Linked DNA regions of Homo sapiens: region 2 is linked to region 1. Evidence: read pairs that join two places in POLR2A ChIA-PET (ENCODE). Cell type or tissue: PC-9. All regions are shown on one strand. Each heading gives the region's core, and the rest is flanking DNA. Links, peaks and the distances in the headings are about the cores only.

Region 1 (6,513 bases), core at 1-2,500:
TCCCTTGTATGCTCTGGGCCCCGCTACTGCGCCTTAGTCTCCTGCTGGCCCGGTGTTAGGAGTCCCAGTGACTGCCAAGGCCCCTACCCCACCCAGAGCGTGACCAGCTACCTAAGGAAGTTGTAAGGCCCAGGCCAGTTCCGGCTCCTTCACGCAGCCAGGGCCCAACCCTATGCTGACTACTACCCCGTTCAACTCCCTTCTTCGTCCCCTCTTCTCTATTCCCTCTCACTTCAAGCTCGTATCCTGTCCAACAGCATGCGTTGCTTTTCGCCCGGACTCGGCAGCATCTTACTCCCAGTTCATTCCGCCCGTTTAGCCCTCGCCTCACCCACGCATTACCCCGAGGCTCGCCCCGCCTTTAAAGCTTGCCCTCATCCCGCCCACGCCCCTCCCACGCCTTACTCCCAAAACGGCCCCGCCCTTAAGTCTTGCTATTAACCCGCCCACGCCCCGCCCCCAGGCTCGTCCTGCCCCTCAAACTCACCCACCCACTCTCCAAACCTCAGCGGCACGCACGCCCCGCCCCCGGCATCGCCCCGCCCCTCCGCTTCACTTATGCCCCGCCCACGTCTAGCTCCCAAGCTCGCCCCGCCCCTAGGTCTTCTCTTCCCGTCCACGCCCCGCCCCTCACCCCGCCCAGGCTCACCCACTAACGCCCCGCCACTCAGCCCCACGCCACGCCCCCGCTCGCTTACATTCCTGGCCCCGCCCCGCTGGCTCCTGCCGCAGCCCCGCCCACTCTCCGCCCCACCCCAGCCCCGCCTCCAGCCTGGCTCCGGTCCCGAGAACCGCATCTCACCTCAGCCTCGCTCCGGCCCCGCAGCTCCCGGGCCAGCTCGGTGGCGTCCGGCTCCGGCTGGCCCTGCCGCGCCTGCAGGAGTCGCACTAGCTGCCGCTTCTCGCGAGCGCTCCAGGTCGCGGGACCGGTCACCTCGCCCAGATAGCGCGCCGGGGCCGCTCGCCGCCTGGGAGGTGGCTTCATGCCGCTCAGAAAGAGGCAGGCGCTGTAAGGTCGCTTCTCCGATGGGCGGAGCTACGGGGGCCGCCGAGGTCAGAAAGAACCGCGCGGAGGCGGACGCGCGTGGGGGCGTGGCTTCGCGTTTGGAGGCCCGGGGAACCGCCCCAATGGAAGTGAAGGGGAGATCGGCACCGGAACTGGGGCGGGGCGAAGGAGACCCTCAGCCTGCACTTTATCTCATTCATGAAGTGGAGACGACACCTTGGATCCCATGCCCTCCCTCTGTTGCTGGACTAACTCATGAAGCTACTACTGTGTGCTTTGCTTCTCGCAGAGGGGTGGGTTCTGGCCGAAAGGTCAAGTCCGAAGATCCAGTCGGTCAAGAGCCTGGGCTCTGGGGTCAGACAGGCCTGGGGACTTTGGGCAAGTGATTTAGCCTTGCCGAGCCTCAGTTTCCTCCTCTGTAGACTGGGGCTGATAGTCCCACTCTTGTCTGTGTAAGGTAGAGTGGAGCTCGGGCAGGAGGGATTTAAGGAGCTCTAGACTAGACTGACAATCTAAGAGGAGGGCGAAGTCCAGACCAGGAGGGAACTGGAGCAGAGGCAGAAGGTCGAAGCGGAGCTAGGGCAGGGTCCGGGCGGGGGTAATGGAGAGCGGAGAAGGCCTGGCTTGAGAAAGATCGCAGGAGGCAGATGGGCAGGTGTCCGGGTAAGGAGAGGAGGGAGGGGGAAGGTTTATTTTAAACTTACGCTTGTGGGGTTGGGTGCCGCTTTTTTTTTTTTTTTAGACAGATTTTTGCTCTTGTTGCCCAGGCTGCAGTGCAATGGCGCGATCTCGGCTCACTGCAACCTCTGCCTCCTGGGTTCAAGCGATTCTCCTGCCTCAGCCTCCCCAGCAGCTGGGATTATAAGCACGCGCCACTACGCCCTGCTAATTCTTTTTTTGTTACTTTTTTTAGTAGGGACGGGGTTTCACCATGTCGGCCACGCTGGTCTGGAACTCCTGACCTCAAGTGATCCACCCACCTCGGCCTCCCAATGTGCTGGGATTACAGGCGGGAGCCACCGCGCCCGGCCGGGTGTCGCTTTCTGTTTGAGACAAAACGCCCTACAGTCTCCCATGGCCTGGGAGTGCACACGGGTATATGGGCATATGGGCCCCGTCCCCAGGCTCCACCCCTGTAAGTCACGATTTCTCAGGAATACCCCCCAAGTCCTGCTCCCAGCTTTCTCCCCAAGCCTCCCCACCTATCCCCCACCCCGCACGTTGCGCGCTCACTGACTGCACCAGAACTTAGCCGGTCAGTCCAGAGGTTTATTTTGAGCACAGGTGGGAGGGACAGGGGGAGGAGAGAAGCGCAGGGGTCGTGGCCTCATCAGGTCCGAGGTCCAGGGAGGCGGGTCCGGTCCTGTTGGTCCTGGTCCCGAATTGGTAGCTGGGTGTATCTCCGGACCATGTTGGGGGCGCACCATCCCTGGGAGGGGTGGCTGAGGCTCAGCGAGGGAGGGGACGCTACGCGGGCCACCTCCCTTCCCAGCAGACCACTAGCCTCTTCCATCGGTCTGCATGCCGGGGTGAGAGTGGGAGCCGGGTCCGAATGCTGAGTTCTCCTCGCCTAGTGCCTCTCCTCACCTAATGCCCCTGGCTCGACCCAAAGCCCGCGCCTGCCGCGGGTGACCCACTGCCTGAGTTCGAATCCAAGCTCCACCCAGTATTGTGACTTTTGACAAGTTACTTAATTCAGAGAATGCCTCATCATTCTCGTCTCTAAAATGGGGATTATAATAGTGTCCGCCTAGAGGTTAAGGGGATTAAGTTAGTTCATAGGCGTAAAACATTTACAACAGTGCCTGGAGGCTGGGCGCAGTGGCTCACGCCTGTAATCTCAGCACTTTGGGAGACCGAAGCGGTAGGATCACCTGAGGTCGGGTGTGCGAGACCAGCCTGACCAACATGGAGAAACCCCGTCTCTACTAAAAATACAAAATTAGCCGGGTGTGGTGGCGCATGCCTGTAATCCCAGCTACTCAGGAGGCTGAGGTAGGAGAATCGCTTGAACCCGGGAGGCAGAGGTTGCGGTGAGCCGAGATCGCGCCATTGCACTCCCGCCTGGGCAACAAGAGCGAAACTCCGTCTCAAAAAACAAACAAACAAACAAACAAACAAACAAAAAAACCACAGTGCCTGGCACGAACTAAGCGCTAGGAAGCGTCACTGTCAGATCTCCTACCTCACCCAGCTCCCTCCACCTCCATACCTACCTTCCTCACTGGGACCTCCTGGGCTGGGGACCGCTGGGCGAGGCTCTCGCGGGCGGGCCAGGGGCGTGGGGCGCTGGAAGGGAGAGGCGAGCTGCAGAAGGGCTGCTGCGCGCCACGCCAGGCTAAGGGCGGCCCCTGGGGGCTGCTGCGGGCATCGCGGAGGCAGGCCTAGCTAGGGTTGATCAGGCCCCGCAGGCGGGATCGCGGCCGCCCCGGGTCCCGACGCGCGGGATTAGACTGGGGGCCCGGCTTGGCGGAGGTCGTCGGTACCTGAGTGCGCACAGACGAGACCCAGCCCGGCGGCCAGCGCGGCGCCCAGCACGAAGGCTGCCAACACCAGCGCCACCACCGGCGCGGGTTCCAGGGCCGCGGGGGCCGGCGCGGGAGGCTCAGGGCGCACTGCACGGCCGGGGACACTCTTGGGCGGCCCTGTGGGAAGTGCCACGCTGAGACTGGGTCCAGCTCCCAGGCGTCCTTCCCACCCGCTCTGCCGCCCCACGGCCCCATGCGGAGGAGGACTGCGTGCTCACTGGGGGGCGGCCGCGGCACGGTGACCACGATAGGCTGCGTCAGCGTGTGCAGGTGGGGGCCGTCAGCAGCCAGGCCCTCGGCGCTGCCACTGCCAGTGTCGGCGCACGCCTCGTCCTGAGGCAGACACTGGGGGAGAGGAAGGTGGGGAAGAGACGGGGACATCAGGGCACCGGGATCGTGGCTCTGGTCCCCAGGGCCCCCAAGAGAGACCTGAGTCCAGCTCTCCACCACAGCCAAGATGGGACCCCTGGAAATCCGGCCCCTTAGGGTGCCCTGAGCCCAGCCCCTACGCATACAAGTGGCTAGCCGCCCAGCCCCTAAGGACCCCAAATCCCAGCCCCACAAGATCGCATGGTCCGCGTCTCCCAGCACCTAGCATGTGAGGCCCAGCACCAGGTTCCCAGAAATGTGTCCCCTTAGTGGCCTTCTGCATCCAACCCCCAGCCCTGAAGGATTCCAGAGCTGTCCATGGGGGAACCCAGTGTCCACACTGTCCCCGGAGAAACTCTGTCGGCAGAGATGGACCCTTGCGCCCCACCTCCCCCAACCCCCAGATCCTCAGACCCCGAGAGTATCCTCTTTCCACTGCCAGAGTCGCCCGTGCCCAGCCCCCGAAGGGCCCCAGCGCCCGGATTCCAGGCTCTGCGCCCGCGCACCCGCGATGGCGGCGGCGGCGGCGGCGGCGTCAGAGGCGCAGGCGCCCGGCGGACTCCCCGGAGGCGGCGGCAGCGGCTCAGCTGGCAGTGCAGGAACTGCACCGAGGCGTTGAAGACCGGGCGCAGGCGGAAGCTGAAACGCGCGGGGCGGGCGGCACCCGGGCTCGGCGGCGGCGGTGGCGGGAAGGCGACAGAGGTGTCGGCGGGGCAGCCCTCACGCAGCAGAGCCAGGGCGGGCCCCGGGGCCGGGCGTGAGGACGGCGTCACTGAGCAGCGGTGCAGGGCCAGGCCCCAGCGCGGGGAGGGACGGGCCAAGGCCGCCTGGGGGACGGAGGCGCCATCAGGGATCGCCCGTCCCCACCGGCCCCCATCCGCCCCTGGTGTCCCCGGGGTCCCCACCTGCACGAACACGCGGCTGTCGGCCGGGACCTCGAGCGGCCCCGCGCGGCGAGGAAAGACGTCCTCTGTGTCGGACAGCTTCAGGCTGAAGAGGGGTCTGCGCAGCCAGGGGCCGGGCGCCGCGGGGAACGGGGGAGCTGGCGGGGCGGGGAAGGGCGGCCCAAAGGAGAGAAAACGCGCGCTGCCCTTTAGGCCTCCGGGAAAAGTGACCCGACCACCTCGCCCCCGCCGCCGCCTTTGGAAAAGGGATGCGGTTGCGGCGGCCGATTCACCCATGATGGGCTCCGCGCCACTTTCCCCCCTGACGGTGATGTGCCCCCTGGCGACCCCTGGGACTCGCACAGCCCAGCAACTGAGCCGGTTGCAGAGCCATGCGCCCCTAGAGAAGCCTCCGAAGCTGGCGAAGCCCTCCCTGGGGCGGAAGAGAAGCGGTGAGGAGCACCCGATGGTGGGGTCCGGCTGGGTGAAGTCAGAGCTCCCCCACCTTCCCCAGGGCTGCTCTTGGGGACGCAGCAGGACAGGCGGCTCCCCTTTCTAAGGGGAGATAGGTGCTGTCACCAACGAGGAAGGGAAGTGAAGAGGATACCCTCCCAAGAGGCTCTCCTGGGCACAGCCAAAGCCCAGCCAGGCCACCAAGATCTGAGACGCTTCCACTTGTCCAGGCTGAGGCAGCCATGGGACCCCTCCCCTCTTCGTGCCCCTAAACACACGCTGATGTCTGCCTTCAGGTGCTGAGCGGGGTCCTGGTAAAACGGCTAATCTCCAAATACGAAAGATTGCCTGCACATCCATTTTTCTTGTTTTCTGAGACAGGGTCTCCCTCTGTCGCCCAGGCTGGAGTGCAGTGGTGCGAATACAGCTCACTGCAGCCTCCACCTCCTGGGCTCCAGCCATCCTCCTGCTTCAGCCTCTCGAGTAGCTATGACCACAGCCACTCGCTACCACGGCCATACGGGGTCTATGTTGCCCAGGCTGGTCTGGAACTCCTGGCTTCAAGCGATCCTCTCACCTCAGCCTCTCTTAAGTGCTGGGATTACAGGCATGAGCCCCCTTGTCCATCCGCACACCACACCCACTTCTGAAGAGCACCTGGGTAGACTGGCCCCCTCCCACAACTCTGGCCCTCTCCGTGGCTGCAGGGAGCTTTGCCGAAGTGGGGATGTGAGCCACCCTTGGGATGGGGGACAGAGACCCCACCCCACTCCCCTGCCCTGTCCCCACCCCCATGAGGACCACCACCAAAGGTCTAGTTGAAAGAGAGTGACATCGGTGGGGCGCGGTGGCTCACACCTGTAATCCCAGCACTTTGAAAAGTTCGAGGCGGGCGGATCGCCTGAGGTCAGGAGTTCGAGACCAGCCTGGCCAACATGGGGAAACGCTGTCTCTACTAAAAATACAACAATTAGCCAGGCGTGGTGGTGCGTGCCTGTAGTCCCAGCTACTCAGGAGGCTGAGGCAGGAGAATCACTTGAACCGGGGAGGCGGAGGTTGCGGTGAGTGGAGATTGCGCCACTGCACTCCAGCCTGCGTGGCAGAGCAAGACTCCATCTCAAAAAAAATAAAGAGGGTGAAACAGGGATAGAAGCATGACAGACCCGTCACCTCCCTGCCCATACATACCAGGTGGCCCGCTGGGTAAGGTGGTGATCCCTGGGAGCAGGGCCAGCAGCAGCACGGTGCCCAGCATGCTGGACCAGCTGAGGTC
Region 2 (7,037 bases), core at 1,937-4,436, 510 kb before region 1:
ATCACTTGAGCTCAGGAGTTCAAGATCAGCCTGGGCAACATGGAGAAACCCTGTCTCTACTAAAAACCCCGTCTCTACTAAAAATACAAAAATTAGCCTGGCGTGGTGGCACGGACCTGTAGTCCCAGCTACTTGGGAGGCTGAGGCAGGAGAATCGCCTGAGCCTGGGAGATATGGGCCGCAGTGAGCCGAAATCACGCCACTGCACTCCAGCCTGGGCGACAGAGTGAGACCCTGTCTCAAAAAAATTTTTTTAATGTAAATCAGTCACATAATTGCCAAAACGTGCAACCAGAACGTGCAAACAAAAAAAAAAAGTTTAAAAAAAAAAAAGTCACTCAATAGGTGAATGAGGCCAGGCGTGGTGGCTCACGCCTGTAATCCCAGCACTTTGGGAGGCCAAGGCAGGTGGATCATGAGGTCAGGAGATCGAGACCATCCTGGCTAACACGGTGAAACGCCATCTCTACTGAAAATACAAAAAATTAGCCGGCCGTGGTGGTGGGCGCCTGTAATCCCAGCTACTCGGGACGCTGAGGCAGGAGAATGGTGTGAACCTGGGAGGCAGAGCTTGCAGTGAGCCGAGATCGCACCACGGCACTCCAGCCTGGGCGACAGAGCGAGACTCCGTCTCAAAAAAAAAAAAAAAAAAAATAGGTGAATGAATAAATAAACAGTGGTGCTTCCAGATAATGAGATCTTATTCAGTGCTAAAAAGAAACGAAGCTGGGTAAGGTGGCTCATGCCTGTAATCCCAGCACTTTAGGAGGTCGAGGCGTGGGGACCACTTGAGCTCAGGAGTCGAAGGCCAGCCTAGGCAACATAGCGAGACCTTGTCTCTACCAAATATTTAAAAATTAGCCAGGTGTGGTGGCCCAGGCCTGTGGTCCCAGCTACTTAGGAGGCTGGGGTAGGAGAATCATTTGAGCCCTGGAGGTTGACGCTGCAGCAAGCTGTGCTCACGCCACTGCAATCCAACAGAGTGAGATCCTGTCTCAAAAAAAAAAAAAAAAATGCTGGGCGCAGTGGCTCAAACCTGTAATCCCAGCACTTTGGGAGGCCAAGGTGGGTGGATCACCTGAGGTCCAGAGTTTGAGACCAGCCTGACCAACATGGAGAAATCCCATCTCTATTAAAAATACAAAATTAGCCAGGCATGGTGGCGGGTGCCTGTAATTCCAGCTACTCAGGAGGCTGAGGCAAGAGAATCGCTTGAACCTGTGGGGGAGGGGTGCGGAGGCTGCGGTAAGCCGAGATCGCTCCACTTCACTCCAGCCTGGGTGAAAGAGCGAGACTCTGCCTCAAAAAAAAAAAAAAAAAAAAAAAGAAAGCCCTTAAGCCACGAAAATAACCTTAAATGCTTATCACCAAATGAAATAAACCAACCTGAAGATGCTGCATACTGAATGACTCCAACTATAGGACATTCTGGAAAAGGCTAAACCATGGAGACAGTAAAAAGATCAGCAGTGGATAGGGCTTGGGGAAAAGGAGGGTGGCATGAATAGAGAGAGCACAGAGGACTTTTAGGGCAACGAAACTACTCTGTCTGATATTATAATGGTGAATATGGCTGGGTGCAGTGGCTCACACCTGTAATCCTAGCCCTTTGGGAGGCCAAGGTGGGCAGATCACGAGGTCAAGAGATCGAGACCATCCTGGCCAACATGGTGAAACCCCATCTCCAATAAGAATACAAAAATTAGCTGGGCGTGGTGGCACAGGCCTGTAGTCCCAGCTACTCGGGAGGCTGAGGCAGGAGAATCGCTTGAACCCAGGAGGCGGAAGTTGCAGTGAGCCAAGATCGCACCACTGCACTCCAGCCTGGCACACAGTGAGACTCTGTCCCCCCCAAAAAAAAAAATAGTGAATACATGTCATTATACATTCATCAAAACTTATAAATGTCCAACAGCAAGAGTCAACTCCTAGCCTGGGCAACATGGCAAAACCCGGTCTCCACCAAAAAAATACAAAAATTAGCCAGGCGTGGTGCACACATCTGTAATACTAGCTACTCAGGAAGCTGAGGTGGGAGGATCAATTGAGCCTGGGAGGTTGAGGCTGCAGTGAGCCATGATCACGCCACACTGCACTGCAGCCTGGGTGACAAAGAACAATCCTATCCCCTCCCCGCCACACACACACACACACACACACACACACACACACACAGGCCAGGTGCAGTGGCTCACACCTATAATCCCAGCACTCTGGGAAGCCAAGGTTTGAGCCCAGGAGTTTAAGACCAGATACAACAACATAGCAAAACACTGTCTCTACAAAAAATACAAAAACTAGCCAGGTGTGGTAGTGGGCACCTATGGTCCTAGTTACTTGGGAGGGCCGAGGTGGGAGGATCGCTTGAGCCCAGGAGGTAGAGGTTGCAGTGAGCGGAGATCACACCACTGCACTCCAGTCTGAGAGACAGGGCGAGATACCATCTCAAAACAAACAAACAAAAGAAGTGAATCCTAATGTGAACTATGGCTTTAAAGGGATAATGAAGGTTCACTGATTGTAACAAATGCACTGCTTGGGTAAACGATGTTAATAGTGGGGGAGGCTGTGCAAGTTGTGTGCGTATGGAGCAGGGTGATATACAGGAACTCTCTGTACTTTCTGCTAAATTTTGCTGTGAACCTAAAATTGCTCTAAAAATTAGTCTATAAAAAAATTTAAAAATGGCCTAGTGTGGTGGCTCACACCTGTAATCCCAGCACTTTGGGAGGCAGACACGGGCGGATCACGAGGTCAAGAAATCGAGACCATCCTGGCCAACATGGTGAAACCCTGTCTCTACTAAAAATAAAAAAAATTATCTGGGCATGGTGGCGCACACCTGTAGTCCCAGCTACTCGGGAGGCTGAGGCAGGATAATTGCTTGAACCTGAGAGGCAGAAGTTGCAGTGAGCCAAGATCGCGTCACTACACTCTAGCCTGGTGACAGAGCGAGACTCTGTCTCAAAAAAAAAAAAAAAAATTAAAAAATAAATGTTGCTTAGCGCAATGGCTCACGCCTATAATCCCAGCATTTTGGAAGGCCAAGGTGGGCAGATCACCTGAGTCCAGGAGTTCGAGACCAGCCTGGCCAACATGGTGAAAACTCGTCTCTACTAAAAATACAAAAATTAGCCAGACATGGTGGCAGATGCCTTAATCCCAGCTACTCGGGAGGCTGAGGCATGAGGACTGCTTGAACCCGGGAGGCGGAAGTTGCAGTAAACTGAGATTGCACCATTGCACTCTGGCCTGGGCGACACAGTGAGACTCCGGCTAAATAAATAAATAAATAAATAAAGGTCAGTGGTTCACATCCTTTGACCAAGCAAGTTCCCAAGAAACATTTGCATGGACAGTCCCAAAGCACTGTTCATAATGGAAAAAACAAGGAAGTAGAAATAAAACCACACACACATTGGAAAAAATCCCAGTGCCTGTCAAAAGTGATTTGTTAAATAAATATGGTCCACCCATACAATGAATGTCTGCTGGGTGGCTGCCTCGTTGTGTGTGTGGGTTTTTTTTTTTAAAGAACACCAGCAAAATGAAAACAAGCAGATGCTAAAACAGTAGCTATGATTTCATCCTATTTACATATTTTAAAATATGCTGGTAGGGGCAGGGCGCGATGGTTCATGCCTGTAATCTCAGCACTTTGGAAGGCCAAGGTGGGTGGATACCTGAGGTCAAGAGTTCGAGACCAGCCTGGCCAACATGGCGAAACCCCGTCTCTACTAAAAATATAAAAATTGGCTGGGTGTGGTGGCACATGCCTGTAATCCCAGCTACTCAGGAGGCTGAGACAGGAGAATCGCTTGAGCCCAGGAGGCGGAGATGGCAGTGAGCCAACATTGTGCCACTGCACTCTAGCCTGGGTGACAGAGCAAGACCCCGTCTCAAAAAAAAAAAAAAAAAAAAAGAAATGCTGGTAGGTTCATTGAAAAATACTTTGTGAGGCAGGGACTCCCCTACAGCTGGACAATAGTGGTTATGTCTGAGGGGTGAGATTTGGGGGAGCTTTTGCCTCTAAGCAAGGGTTCTGCTGCCTACCAGAGGCCTAGAACAATACCTCACACCCCCATCATTCTGTCTGTCTCTCATTCAGGCTTTTTTTCTTTTTTTTTTTTTTGAGACAGAGTCTTATTCTGTCACTCAGGCACCCAGGCTGGAGTGCAGTGGCACGATCTTGGCTCACTGTAACTTCCACCTCCCAAATTCAAGTGATTCTTGTGCCTCAGCCTCCCGAGTAGCTAGGATTACTGGCATGTGCCACCACACCTGGCTAATTTTTCTTTTCTTTTCTTTTCTTTTTTTTTTTTTTTTTTGAGACGGAGTCTTGCTCTGTTGCCCAGGTTGGAGTGCAATGGTGCAATCTCAGCTCACTGCAACATCTGCCTCCCAGGTTCAATCGATTCTCCTGCCTCAGCCTCTTGAGTAGCTGGGATTACAGGCATGTGCCACCACACACAGCTAATTTTGTATTTTTAGTAGAGACACGGTTTCACCATGTTAGTCAGGCTGGTCTTGAACTCCTGACCTCGTGATCCACCCGCCTCAGCCTCCCAAAGTGCTGGAATTACAGGCGTGAGCCACCGTGCCTGGCCAATTTTTTGTATTTTTAGTAGAAACGGGGTTTCACCATGTTTCTCAGGCTGGTCTTGAACTCCTGACCTCAAGTGATATGCCCCCCTCAGCCTCCCAAAGTGCTGGGATTACAGGCATGAGCCACTGCACCCAGCCTTTTTTTTTTCCTTTTTCTTTTATTAATATTATTATTTTCTTCGAGACAAGGTCAGGCTCTATCACCCAGGCTGAAGTTCAGTGGTGCAATCTCGGCTCACTGCAACCTCTGCCTCCAGTGCTCAAGCGATCCTCCACCTCACCCTCCGGAGTAGCTGAGACTGCAGGCACGCACCACCACGGCCGACAAACTTTTGTATTTTTTCTAGAGATGGGGTTTTGCCACTTTGCCCAGGCTGGTCTCAAACTCGTAAGCTCAAGCAATCTGCCTGCCTCAACCTCCTAAAGTGCTGGGATTACAGGCGTGAGTCACCATGCCCAGCCCCTATTATTATTTTTTGAGATGGGGTCTCACCATCTTGCCCAGGCTGATCTTGAACTCATGGGCTATGGTGATCCTCCTGCTGCAGCCTCCCAAAATACTGGGATTACAGGCAGAAGCACTGCACCCAGGCTTTTTATCTTTTTTTGATACTGGGTCTTGCTTTGTCACCCAGGGTGGAGTATAGTAGTGTGATCACAGCTCACTGCAGCCTCAAATTCTTGGGCTCAAGTGATCCTCCTGACTCAGCCTCCCAGGTAGCTGGGACTACAGGCATGTGCCACCATGCCCAGCTAATTTTTTAAAATTTTTTGTAGCCACGGGGTCTTTCTATGTTGCCCAGGCTGGTCTTGAACTCCTGGCCTCAAGGGATTTTCCCACCTCGGCCTCCTAAAATATTGGGATTACAGGTGTGAGCCAACATGCCCAGCTAATTATTTTCCTTTTGTAGAGATGGGGTCTCCCTAAGTTGCCCTGCTAGTCTAAAACTCCTAACCTCAAGAGATCTTCCCACCTTGGCCTCCAGAGTAGCTGAGAGTGTAAGTGCACACCACCACTAATTTTTAAATTTTTTATAGAGATGGGCATCTGGCTTTGTTGCCCCGTCCTGGTCTTGAACCTTCTTGCTTCAAGCAATCTTCCTGCCTCAGCCTCCCAGTGTGCTAGGACTGCAGATGTTACAACCACTGGGCCTGGCCTCACTCAGTGTTTTCATCTCAGTTCCTCTCTCTCTTCCCCTTCAATTTTTCTTTTCTTTTCTTTCTTTCTTTTTCTTTTTTTAAAGACAGAATCTCACTCTGTCGCCCAGGCTGGAGTACAGTAGCAGGATCTCAGCTCATTGCAACCTCTGGCTTCTGGGTTTAAGCGATGCTCCTGCCTCAACTTCCCTAGTAGCTGGGATGACAGGCACATGCCACCACACCAGGTTAATTTTTTGTATTTTTAGTAGAGATGGGGTTTCACCATGTTGGCCAGGCTGGTCTCAAACTCCTGACCTCAAGGAATCCGCCTGCCTCAGCCTCCCAAAGTATGGGGATTACAGGCATGAGCCACCGCACCTGGCTTTCCTCTTTCAATTTATTTTTGTTTTTATTTTTATTGAGACAGAGTTTTGCTCTTGTCGCCCAGGCTGGAGTGCAGTGGCGCAATATCGGCTCTCTGCAACCTCTGCCTCCCGGGTTCACGTGATTCTCCTGCCTCAGCCTCCCGAGTAGCTGGGATTACAGGCACCCACCACCACGCACAGCTAAATTTTTGTATTTTTAGTAGAGACAAGGTTTCACCATGTTGGCCAGGCTGGTCTTGAACTCCTGGGCTCAGATGATCCACCTGCCTTGGCCTCCCAAAGTGCTGGGATTAAAGGAGTAAGCCACTGTGCCTGGGTTTTCCCTTTCAATTTCTTTCTTTTTTCTTTTTTCCTTTTTTTTTTTTTTTTTTTTTTGAGATCGAGTTTCGCTCTTTTTACACAGGCTAGAGTGCAATGGCATGATCTAGGCTTACTGCAACCTCCGCCTCCCGAGTTCAAGCAATTCTCCTGCCTCAGCCTCCCAAGTAGCTGGGATTAGAAGCATGTGCCACCACACCTGGTTAATTTGTATTTTTAGTAGAGATGGGGTTTCTTCATGCTGGTTAGGCTGGTCTTGAACTCCCTACCTCAGGTGATCCACCCACCTTGGCCTCCCAAAGTGCTGGGATTACAGGCGTGAGCCACCATGCCCAGCCTCAATTTCTTAATCAATATATATTTCCCCACTATCTTGTTCTCCCCCGATCTCTCTCTCAGGCTTTTGCTCCTCTCTGCCCCACTCCTAATCTTGGGGGTTCATGGATGGGGGTTCCTGCACTCAGGTCAAGGTTCACACCTGGCTCAGGGATTCCCTAGACCTTTGTCACATTTGGAATCTCAAGCTCCTGGAGAGGCAGGGTGACCTCAGAAGCTCTCTTCCACCCACGGCCATAGACAGAGGCAGCC

What was found. ChIA-PET counts read pairs that join two places held together with the same protein. Peaks named below come from ENCODE experiments on the same cell type or tissue, not always from the same donor. Only the 100,000 strongest peaks of a DNase experiment are listed, where the experiment ranks them.
Region 2: POLR2A ChIA-PET joins it to region 1 with 19 read pairs; 3 of 35 experiments call an interaction of 5 or more read pairs at or near these places.

The regions. Positions count from the first base shown.
Region 1 is chr19:7,914,839-7,921,351 of GRCh38, reverse strand. It overlaps TGFBR3L (transforming growth factor beta receptor 3 like), which reads right to left. Exons shown (of 7, transcript NM_001419781.1): 1 at 6,429-6,513; 2 at 4,809-4,945; 3 at 4,410-4,730; 4 at 3,753-3,879; 5 at 3,493-3,651; 6 at 3,223-3,295; 7 at 2,255-2,435. The coding sequence starts at 6,495. The coding sequence ends at 3,228. SNAPC2 (small nuclear RNA activating complex polypeptide 2) reads right to left here and starts at 1,014. Exons shown (of 5, transcript NM_003083.4): 1 at 803-1,014. The coding sequence starts at 985. RefSeq lists silencers at 455-654, 735-964, 3,227-3,296, 3,417-3,506, 3,567-3,666 and 1 more and enhancers at 1,487-1,986, 2,662-3,537, 3,538-4,414, 5,035-5,535. In PC-9, for the core only: no CTCF peak of the experiment used is centred there; DNase peaks (open chromatin) are centred at 501 and 1,011; H3K4me3 peaks cover 1,725 bases; H3K27ac peaks cover 1,215 bases.
Region 2 is chr19:8,430,967-8,438,003 of GRCh38, reverse strand. All of the region lies in intron 4 of MARCHF2 (membrane associated ring-CH-type finger 2), which reads right to left. Among named protein-coding and RNA genes, the nearest start is that of HNRNPM, 10 kb to the left of the region's middle. In PC-9, for the core only: no CTCF peak of the experiment used is centred there; a DNase peak (open chromatin) is centred at 3,453; H3K27ac peaks cover 863 bases.